2 separate regions of the Homo sapiens genome follow, and region 2 is linked to region 1. Evidence: chromatin loops called from intact Hi-C (ENCODE). Cell type or tissue: endothelial cell of umbilical vein. All regions are shown on one strand. Links, peaks and the distances in the headings refer to the core of each region. The heading gives the core; the rest is flanking DNA.

The links. Hi-C counts contacts between places; a loop is a spot of excess contacts. Peaks named below come from ENCODE experiments on the same cell type or tissue, not always from the same donor. Only the 100,000 strongest peaks of a DNase experiment are listed, where the experiment ranks them.
Region 2: a loop joins it to region 1, with 12 times the contacts of the local background. A loop is called at or near these places in 11 of 110 quality-filtered maps.

What each region holds. Positions count from the first base shown.
Region 1 is chr1:159,158,082-159,163,471 of GRCh38, forward strand. No RefSeq gene overlaps it. Among named protein-coding and RNA genes, the nearest start is that of CADM3, 11 kb to the right of the region's middle. In endothelial cell of umbilical vein, for the core only: a CTCF peak has its summit at 3,077 (motif pointing right); DNase peaks (open chromatin) are centred at 3,130 and 3,480.
Region 2 is chr1:159,771,413-159,776,802 of GRCh38, forward strand. LOC101928264 (a long non-coding RNA gene) reads right to left here. Exons shown (of 3, transcript XR_922193.3): 3 at 5,045-5,343. Among named protein-coding and RNA genes, the nearest start is that of DUSP23, 6.9 kb to the right of the region's middle. In endothelial cell of umbilical vein, for the core only: no CTCF peak of the experiment used is centred there; DNase peaks (open chromatin) are centred at 3,239 and 4,439; H3K27ac peaks cover 1,550 bases.

The DNA of each region.
Region 1 (5,390 bases), core at 129-5,128:
TTTCTTTTCATGGTTCAGCATTTTCCAAGTCACTCAAAAGCCAAAACTGAGAGCTGCCTCAGCCTTCTCCCTCTGTCTTGCTTCCCATAACCAACACCAAACGTAGCACCTCTTTTCCATTCCCAATTCCACTGCCCTTGCTCAGGACTCTTTTACTTTGTTCCTGGATTTCTATAATCATCTTTTAACTCATATTCTTAGAATAAGCATTTAATTTAAAAAAAATTAATCATTCAATACATAGGCACACATTATAAAAATATGAAGTATATAATATGGACAATTATAGTCCCCCTTATGACTTAAGTCTCACTCCTGGCCCAGAAAATAATTTTCCAAGTTTAATATGCATCTGAACAATAGAAACACTCAAGTGCCTACTATGTGCCAGGCGCTATTTAAAGCAATTTAAATAGATTAATTTATTTAATTTTCACATCATACCACCCTAGGGGTCATGTAAAATTATCTCTATTTTCCACACAATGAAAAAAAATGCTGAGGCGGTTAAGTATCTTGCCTGAAGTCACACAGCCAGTAAGTAACTATTCATTTACTTAAACACATATTTATATGCATATAAGATTTTACATACACATATGTATATGTTTTATGCTTTTTTCCCATTTTACACAAAAGGGATAGCAGTATGTGTATTTTCTTTGTATTTTCACTGAACAACATACCTTCTGTATCTTTCTATGTTGGTAGATATAAATTTACCTCATTCTTTTTAACTGCAATGTGTTATTACAAAGTATGATATAGCATAATCTATTTATCCAATTCACTATTGATGAATATTTATGTTGTCTTCAATTTTTCACTACTGGAAAAAAATGATGTGATGCATATCTCTGCACATAAATCAGAGCACTCATGTGTGAACAGATCTATAGCATAATTTGTAGAAATAGCACTGCTGGTATTTCTATTTTTAATTCTGATGCATTCTGCCAAAATATCTCCAAAAAGGCTGTGCCAATTTACATCCTCCCTAACAATATATAAAGGTGCCTATTTCCCTAAGCACTTGCCAACACTGAGTATTATCCATCATTTTAATTTTTTAACAATCTGATGGGTTCTTTGATGCTTTTTAACAGTCTAGGATCTCTTTGGTGCTATAACTTGTATTTCTCAAAATCCAAATGCCGTTGATCATCTTTTCAAATGTTTATTAGACAACTGTATTTTTTTTCTGAGAATTCATACTCATATCCTTTGCCCAATTTTCTCTTGGACTGTTTGTCTTTTTTATGTTTATTTGCTGACTATTTTGCATGTTAGCAATTTTGATACTTTGGCATATATATTGCAAATAAAATCTTCCCAGTCTGTGACTTACTTTTACATTTTGTCTATGGGTCTGCAATTATATCAGTTTTAAAAATTATGCAGTAAATCTTATCGGTCCTTTCCTTTATCGACTCTAGGTGTTGTGTCTTGCTTAGGAAGGTCTTTCCCACTCTAAGATTAAGTATATTTTTCGACAGTTTTTGCAAACATTTTTAGTGTTGTTTGGTTTATAAAATTTAGCACAAGTCCACCTGAAATATATTGTCGTATATGGCATAAGGAAAGGCTAAACCTATCCCATACCAACTGACAAACAGATAACCAATTATTCTAATGTCTTTAAACAGTACAACCCTCTAGTCACTGATTAGAAGTGTAGTATATAATGAAGGTAGCACTCTTCATACACTAAATTTCCAAGTTGGTTTGTAACTACACTCTCTCTTCTGCTCCATGGTTCTATTTATGTATTCCTGTGCCAAGATTTCATGTTTTAATTGCTATAATTTTAAAGTTGCTTAGGATAGCTAGAAAATCATCCTCCCCCTTAGCCCCATGTGTTTAAAAAATTATGGCTATTTACTCTTGACTTTATCTTCCAAGGGAATGTTAGAATAGGCTAGTCAAGTTCCATAAAATATCTTATTGGAATTTAGCATAGTATTGCATCAAATTTATAAATTAAAAATTACCATCTTTACCACAATGAATCTTAGAATTAATATTTAAATACCAATTCAACAACATAACGTCCTGCTACAATTTTTTTTCCAACTGACATTGGGATAAAGATAAAGCTCTTCAGTGTCTAGTTTTCAAATCCCACCTCCCAAATTTGGTTTAAACTAGCCATCTCATCAAATTGATTTCCCTTATTTTTCATCCACAAAGCTTTTCAAACCAGTATACTGATTCTATCCTAAATAATCCTTCATTCCCTGTGCTAGAGATGCCATGCAATTAGGAAAGGGATAAAGCAGTTATATTCTTTGTCTACACATCCTCACTTTGAAGTGCTAACATTCTGGGTCTATCCAAGATCCATCATTACCCTTTAACAAGGCAAGAATAGGTATACTTTTCCTTATTAACTTAAACAGATTTGAGTTTGCAGGGGGAAAAATAGAGCTTTTTATGATTAAATAATCTACGACAATACAGTCATCCCTCAGTATCTGCTGGGGATTGGCTGCAGGACGCCCACACCCTTGCCACAGGATACCAAAATCTGCACATACTCAAGATCTACAATTGACCCTGTGAAAACAGCGGAACCAGCAGAACCAGGAAACTGGCATATAGAAAAAGTCTGCCCTCCCTATCTGCAGTTTGCCCATCCGGAGAATATTGTTTGGTTGCAGATATGGAGCCTGGAGATACAGAGGGCAAACTGTATTTATTGAAAAAAAAATCCATGTATAAGTGGATCCACACAGTTCAAATCCATGTTGTTCAAGGGTCAACTTGTTTTTTCGTCATTCATGGGAAAGAGAACTTGGTGTTGAGCAAGGAAACAGATAATGTGATCTGAAGCTTGAGGAGACCTCACTGGGTCCAAACTCTCAACATGCAGGAAAGAATTCATGCAGTCTTTGACAGATCGGTAAATATTAAAAAGAAGTGAGAAAAGGTTAGAAGAACTGAGATAACACTACCTGAGAAGAGAAGACTAAAATTAAACTGAAAAATGTTTCAAGTGTGTGTTAAAACTTGGAGGAGGTGGGAGTTGGGTCTGCCAAGAAGTCTGGGAGAGGCTGCATTACAGCAAAGTCACCACACTGAGGGAGCAGAGGATCAGGAATGACAAAGGGTCAGGGTGGCCACACGAGGGTAGCAGAGAGCAGGTTAACAGAGAGACCTTGGCGAAAGTGAAAAAAGTTATTGGAACTGAAAATCTAGATCCAAGCAGTGCTTTATACTCGGACAGTGAACACAGGGCAAGATTCTATGGTACACTCAGAGAAACAGAGGAACATCTCCCTGCTCTAGGGTGAAGAGGTCACAGAGAAAGGTAACTAACAAACATGTATTGGGTTCTATGCTAGGAGTTTTACATAAATGTCCTCATTTAATAATCTTTATAAGCCTACAAGATAGACAATAACAATGTCTGATGTTTAACACATGAAAAGACTGATCTCAAATGACATAAGTGGCACAGCTGGTATTTAAGCCCAGATGAGTCCACTTTCTAAATCCAGGCTTTCTCACTCTCCTGCACTCTTCTGCCTTTCCAATGAGTCAGAAGTGTCTCCTTGGAGCTGGGCCCAGAACCTGGTTAACTTTCTCAAAGCAGCACACACAGTCGTTCCTAGGCCTTCACAGTCCACATGAAAAAAAGCTATGGCCTTTTGTGAACATGGTGAGAACACCAAATGTATCTGCATCCATTCTTGGCTTAGCCACAAGGAATAGCAGCAGCAGTCATCAGCCTGACAGGTATGGGCACACAGGCACAGCGGTCCACAAGGAAGCCCTGGGACTGGAAACTGGTGGCAAACCTCAACAGATGTCACCTTGCTAGGGCATACTACTTTCAGTAATAGCAAGCTCTGGGATTTTAGGGTTTAAAAAGATTTTAAGACCAAAATGCACCACAAGAAACAGATTAAAAATAATCTGAAAAGAAACAGGTTAAAAATAAAGAACAGTAAAAAACATACAAGAGGGCATGGAATAGCATATCATAGCTTATCATGTTCAACTCATGACCATCAGCCATAGCCTCACTCACCTACTGGACCTGTCCTGAACAAAACTATTTAAGTGAAAAGGATCAGAGAAAAAGTACTAAAATGATAAAAGAAATGGCAGAAGGTTAAGAATTAGGACATTTCACCTAATGTAGAGGAGGTTAAGGGGCAATTTAATAACAGTCTTAAATCCTCTAGAGGGACATTATATAGAGGCTCATAAAAAGAAAGAGATATCTTATTTCATGAACCAGAGGAAAAAAGTCTTAAATGGCAGTAGGAGGTTTACTTTGGACCTAAGACAAAAGTTCTTGCTTGTAAAAATCAAAGTGTAAAATCAAAGAATGTGAACGCTCTTCTCTAAATAAACCAGCATTTAATAAGCACCTATTATGTGCCAGCTACTGTTATGTGCAATATCCCCTAAGTTCCTGGCAACTCGACTTTGATCAAAGTTGACAGGGTTTGTTTCCTCATGGAATTTACATTTACTGGGAGAAGGAATAAAGACAATAATAAACAAAAGATAAATTATTAGGAAAATAGAAGAAAATGACAAGTGATTGCAAGGGAATGAGATGGCCTTTTTGAGGAAGTTAATTTAGGCTGAGATGTAAAAGCAGAAGTGGCTTAGCATGAAGCAGGGCAGGAGCGTTCTGGTTCAGAAGGAAGAGCCAGTGCAATGGCATAGAATGGGAATGGGCTTGATGTGGTGGAGATACAAAAAACAAACAAACAAACAAAAAACAGATACTGTGGCCATGGGGTTACATGAGGTTAGAGAGATAGGGAAACGCCAGATTACACAGGATCTTACAAACAAGGTCAGCAATTGCTGGAGAGGAAGAGTCAAGAAAATTTGTTGAAAGACTCAGTGATATTTTTTGGTTTTACACCTTAACACAACTGTGTTCTAATGAGCTACTTACACGTATGGTTCCCTCAGGAGCTAATGAGCTCTTGTCAGTAGACCCAGGCTATGGTGAGTCATTTCTCAGGCTTGTCAGGGCATAGGAATCACCTGGGAGCACCTGTTAGCACTATGGTCAGCAATCTTTATTGTTAACCTAGAACCGAAATATCCTAAGCATCTGTATCATTTGTAACAGGTGGCTCCAGGTAACTGTTTGGATCAGGCACAGATGGGTATGCTGGTTTACTGGCATGACCAAGTTTTAGAGACACACCTAAATTAAGATCTCAGCCCCACCAGTTAAGGTGTGACTTGTAGGAAGTTACAAAATTCCTGTGCCTCATTTTCCTCATCTGTAAAATGAGAATAATACTACCTACAAGTCATGTGGTTGTGCATAAGACTAAATGATAGAGCATAAGCAAGGTGCCAAGTGCATAGTAGGCACTCCATTAATGCTGAATACATAAATACATGCATGAACA
Region 2 (5,390 bases), core at 205-5,204, 610 kb after region 1:
AAAAGAATTAAATAGAATTACTGGCATTTCAAACCCAGTATTTGAATTTTGCTAAGATTAGACGCTAGACTTGATTTGTCTTTCCCATCTGAGGATATAGGTATATTTAGTTTTTCACTAAAATAAAGAGAATCATGGCTGTGTTTTAATGGCCTCAAAGGTTCTTTTCCTAACAGTCATTTTCTCCAGAAGAGGTTGAGGTTTTTCATCAACAGTAGTGGATAATGATGAGCACATTTTGAAACTGACTAATGATTAATGATATCTTCCTTTCAAGGATTGATAGACCATAAAACTCTGCACTAAAGGACACATTCTTCCCTTGCTACCAATTTTGAGTCTAAGAATCCAGGTATGTTTGCACTATTTTTTCCCATGAAGCAGAATATCCCATCAAAGTGTAACAAGGGGATTCACTGAGAACTCAATTTGCATGTGGTGGTTTTTTTATTTTGTTCTGTTCTGTTTTGTCTATTTGCTTGCTTGTAATACAACTACCCCTCTGCCTAAGTTTCCAGTTCTAGCAAATGATGTTCCTACCCCAACGTAGGGGACAGGAGGGGTTCCTGAACCTATTTTTTGGGACCAGATGGGGCCAGTAATGCATTCTCTATTTGAAACTCCTGCTACCAATTGGTCCTGATAAGTATGTGCAGCCTATTGTGATGCTGATGATAACAATAGCCAGTGTTTATTGATCCCTCACTGTGCCAAGCATTGTTCAAAGCACTTTATAGTATTAACTCATTTAATCGTCACAATTCTCTGAGGTAGGCATTATGATTTATTTCTACTTTATAGAGAAGGGCACTGAGGTGTAAAGCAATTTATTCGGGGTTAAATAGTTTCAAATGGCAGAGCCAGGATTTGAACCCACCACCAACTCTATTGCTTCAAAGACGCTGGGCTCAAGCAGAATTCAGAATTTTTTCCTACATCTGTGTCCTTGGGACTGTATCCTCAGTAGGAAGTCACTGATACTCACAGGCTTCGATGTTAGTTGACCTATCTGACTTTCTGATGCTTTGCACAAATTGTTAATAGAAAGGCAATTATCAATGACATCTCAGCCTAGATTGTCTCCTTGATTGTTGGGGAGACTATATTATCCTAGAATCCAAATGGGATTTCTACCCAGGCCACTATCTGTGCTGATATGTCATGGCCTCCAACCCCACAAAGCTTGAACTCTCATGTGCCACGTGCCCTCCCTAGTCACCACCACCATGTCCCACCCTTACACACAGTCAATCCAAATGTGTTTCCTGAGGGTGTACTGTATGTCAGGCTCATAGTATACACAGAAGATAGACCCACATACTGGGAGCTTTCATTCCCAACAGCCCAGACTTCCAATTTGAGAAACATGATTACTTTGGGGAAACACCAACCTGGAAGTCATTGGTGGGGAGAAATGTTTTAGGAAAGATTCAGACTAAACCACCTTTGTAGTCCCTTCCAACCCCACCCCCATCCTCTTAATTTCTCTGTAAGGCAAGCATTTATTAGTTTGATTTCAACACACACACTTGTACCTGTAATTACTATATAATGTCTGTTTACTTTTTTAAATGAAAATGAATTTAAATTAATCTTGTTTTGTGAATTTCAAGTCACCCCCTGAGATAAATGAAGACACTCCAGGGTGTCATCAAACCAGTGCTGGGAATCCTACTCTACAAAGTAGAGAAGAGAGCTCATTAAACCTCGAAGGAGCCAGAGGGGAGACATGTATATAGACATAGAGCACACTAAAAAGAGAGTTTTATATGTGCATTATACACACACACAAATACACGTGAAAGGTGGTACACCAAAATGTGGTTATCTTTAGGTGACTTGTTCCTCGTAAACTTAATATGAATGCCATTCATGACTAAGCTCTCTGCACCAGAGAGGAGATCCTGGGAGCAACATTTCCAAAATCCTTCCCATAGATCTTGAGTGCCAATGAGAGGCACCTGTGTAAGATCTGGAACGAAAAGAGAGACCATCGTTTGCCAGAGATAGGTAAGTGCAGAGGCAGATGAGAGGCTGAAAACAGCGTCCAGGTGAATTTCTTGGGATCCCCCCACATGAGTGCTGGAGTCTGAGATCATTGGTGGGAATTTCCCGGAAGTTCCTGAGACTTACAGTGGAATTGCTTCCAGGCAAGATCTTAAAGAGAATCTCATTTAGATGTTACCAGCTCAGATCATCTGGTACCTTTGCTACTCAGCCCACCTGCCAGGTATGTAAACCTTGAATTTCTCATATTGCTTCCTTTCATACTAGGAGAGCATAGAATGGCTTCTCCTTTCCTAATCAAACACCAACTAATATAAATAGGTAATAGGTGATGATTTTTAACATTTTGCATGTGTATGTGTTTTAATGCTTTTACAATAAACATATTATAATATAGCAATAAAAGCTTTAATATGTGTTTAATATATAATGTCATAAATATTCTAATACACATGCTGCAGAAGCTCAGAAGAGGGACACAAAACATGAATTGGAGCAGGGAAAGCTTCCTAGAGAAAGTGGTCTCTTTTCCCAAAGTGAAACTTAAGGAAGTTGAGATGTTGCTGCAGGCCAAAGGTAAGAGCAGGGCAGGAAAAAGGCACAGCATGGGCACAGGCACATAGGAGAGCTCTGCTCCTCTGACTGACTACACATTGTTCATTGTGACAAGACAAACACTTCTGCAGAGGAATGAGGTAAGGTGAGGCTGAAGGAAAAAGCAAGAGGCCTCATCCTGGAGGGCTTGATATACCAGTCTATAAATCTTGGGGGTTTGTTCTTGAAGACAATAAGGAGTTATTGAAGAACTGGAAAAGTAACATCCATGCTCTGTAAAAGTCTCTGCAGGTTCACAGAGGGGAAATGTGTAGAGGCCGGAATACAGGAGGCCAGTCCAGGGATCCACAGAGATGATGGGTCCTAAGGAGGTTTTGGGGGATGGGATTTGGGTGGGAAGAAGGTCTGCTACAGAGGGGAAAGGAGGGCTTGTGTGAAAAAAGGTTGTCCATGGTGCCTTCTTTCCCCTAAGCTACAGGGAGGCTAGAGACATTTAAATTGGAGGATAATGACTGGGGCACTTTTTGCCTTGCCTGGAAACTAACGTAAAGGTAGGTAGAGTAGGAAGCAATGTTTCAAGCATTCCTCTAGAAAGGAAATCTGGAAACCAAGCCCTTCCTTGGAACAAAAAACAGGAAAGGTACATGTACATTAAGCCTGTTTTTCTTGGACATCTTTCTAACCCGTAGATAAAGCCAATGTGTTGTTCTAATCCAGGATTCTTAGGTGGTTCTAATTGACCTCAAGTTTTCACCCAGGCCAGTTAGGCCCCTTTGAGGCCTCTCCCTCTGCTGATCAGCTCCTCCACCCATATCCCTGCTCAGCTAAAACTTCTCAGCTCCAGAGAAGAGACACCTGGAGATCAACTCACTACCTCTGTGACCAGACCACTTTCTGGATGCTGCCGATGACCAAAGGAAAAACAGAGCTGCAGGACAAACAAGTCTTACACCAGGGCTTCTTAGTCATAGGTGTGCTTATGAGCCACCTGAGGATCTCACAGGTCGGGGGGCCTGAGATTCCGCATCTATCACAGGCTCCCATGTGACATCAACTGTGGATCACACCTTGAGAAGCACTGGTCTAAAGGTGGTGGAGGGAGCAGCCAGGAGTTTAGAAGGTGCCAAAACGAAACCAGATGCTGACAGTTTGTGAGTTCCATTGGTTCATCATATTTGTTGCATCTACACTGGAAAATGAACCTATGCGGCCTATAGTTTTAGAGACCGAAAAACTTAAAACAAAGGGGAAAGAAAAAAAGCAATACACCAGTTTAGAAACTCCAAAGGTTTAGTGCTGTGATGAGCATATTAAAGATAAGAAAATAAAGTAAATAAAGGCAACTATATTGGTTTTCTATTGCTGCATAACAAATTGCCACAAACATAATGGCTAAAGAAACACCATTTATGATGTCAGTTCTGTAGGTCAGAAGTTGGCCACAGGTTAGCTGAACCTAAGCTCAGGGTCTCCTCAGGCTGATATCAAAGTGCCAGCCAGGCTATGGCTCAGCTGAGGCTCGAGGCAGCGTAAACAGAAGAAGTGAGAGAGTCCACCAACATGGTTTTGATCACAGAAGTGCCTCTTCCCTAACTGAATGCTCCCTCTTGATTCCACTCTCACCTGCCTTTGTTGAATGGCTTTTCAAAAACCAAAGCCTAGTCCCCACCTCCCTCCCCATCTCCAGCTCCCATGATGATAGCATCTGATGTGAGGCAGCATTCCCAACACCCCAACTTAAACTTTTAATGTGCTCCTGGGATGATCTAAAAAAAAAGAAAAAAACACCATAATTTTAAATGCCATAAAGGCAATTGACTTGTCAAAAGTACAAGAAATCAACTAGTAAATTGGGAGATTTCAGTTATGGTATGTTCTGCAACAGTATACGAATCACAAATTTTTCAACAAGACAAAAAAAAGAGAAACAAGGAAAAGCTATCAGTGCCATCTTGTGGAAAGACCTATATTAAAATGTCCAAGGTAATCTGACCACACCCCAGACCATTTCAGCGCCTCTACACCCAAAGCTGACACACATCCAACTGACACCAGGGTAGCTTCACTGTTTGTTTGCAGGTAATGGTTCTGGTAGAGGTTCCATTTTAATTGCTTGTTTCTTGTGCCATGACCAATCATTAAATAATTTGTATATCATCTCTAACCATACAAATACCACAGCAACCTATACCTCCAACACCACACACACACAAAACTCATGCCCAGACTACTCTGGTTGGTTCCCCCACAGACAGCATGGTTCTCCAAATATGGAAAATTTGCATTGATCTATCACAACATTCCTGCATACACACACTTAGACCACAACTGCTTACAGTATAATTCTTTCTTTTTGAATTAACCTTTGTTTTAATTTTATTTTATTTCTTGAGTTTATTGTAAGTTATTTTTCTTCTTTCCTTCAAACTGAATATTTTTATCTATATTAGTTACATATTACTGCATAATAAATTACCCAAAATTTGATGGCTTAAAAGAATAAATATTTATTATCTCACAGTTTCTGTAGGTAAGGAATTCAGGAGAGGCTTAGCTGGGTTGTTCTGGCTCAGGGAATCCATGAGGCTATAATCAAGATGTTGGGTAAATCATCTAAAGTCTTCATGGGCTGGAGAATTCACTGCAACAGTAGTGAGCCACTGACTTGATGGTGGGTAGGAGGCTTCAGTTCCTCACCACATGGATCTCTCCACACAGCTGCTTGAGAGTTCTCACAACATGGCAGCTGGCTTCTTCCCAAAGCTTCCCATGGCAGGCCTTCTTTCCAAGACAGAACAAGGCAAAAATTAAGTATTTCATGATGCAGC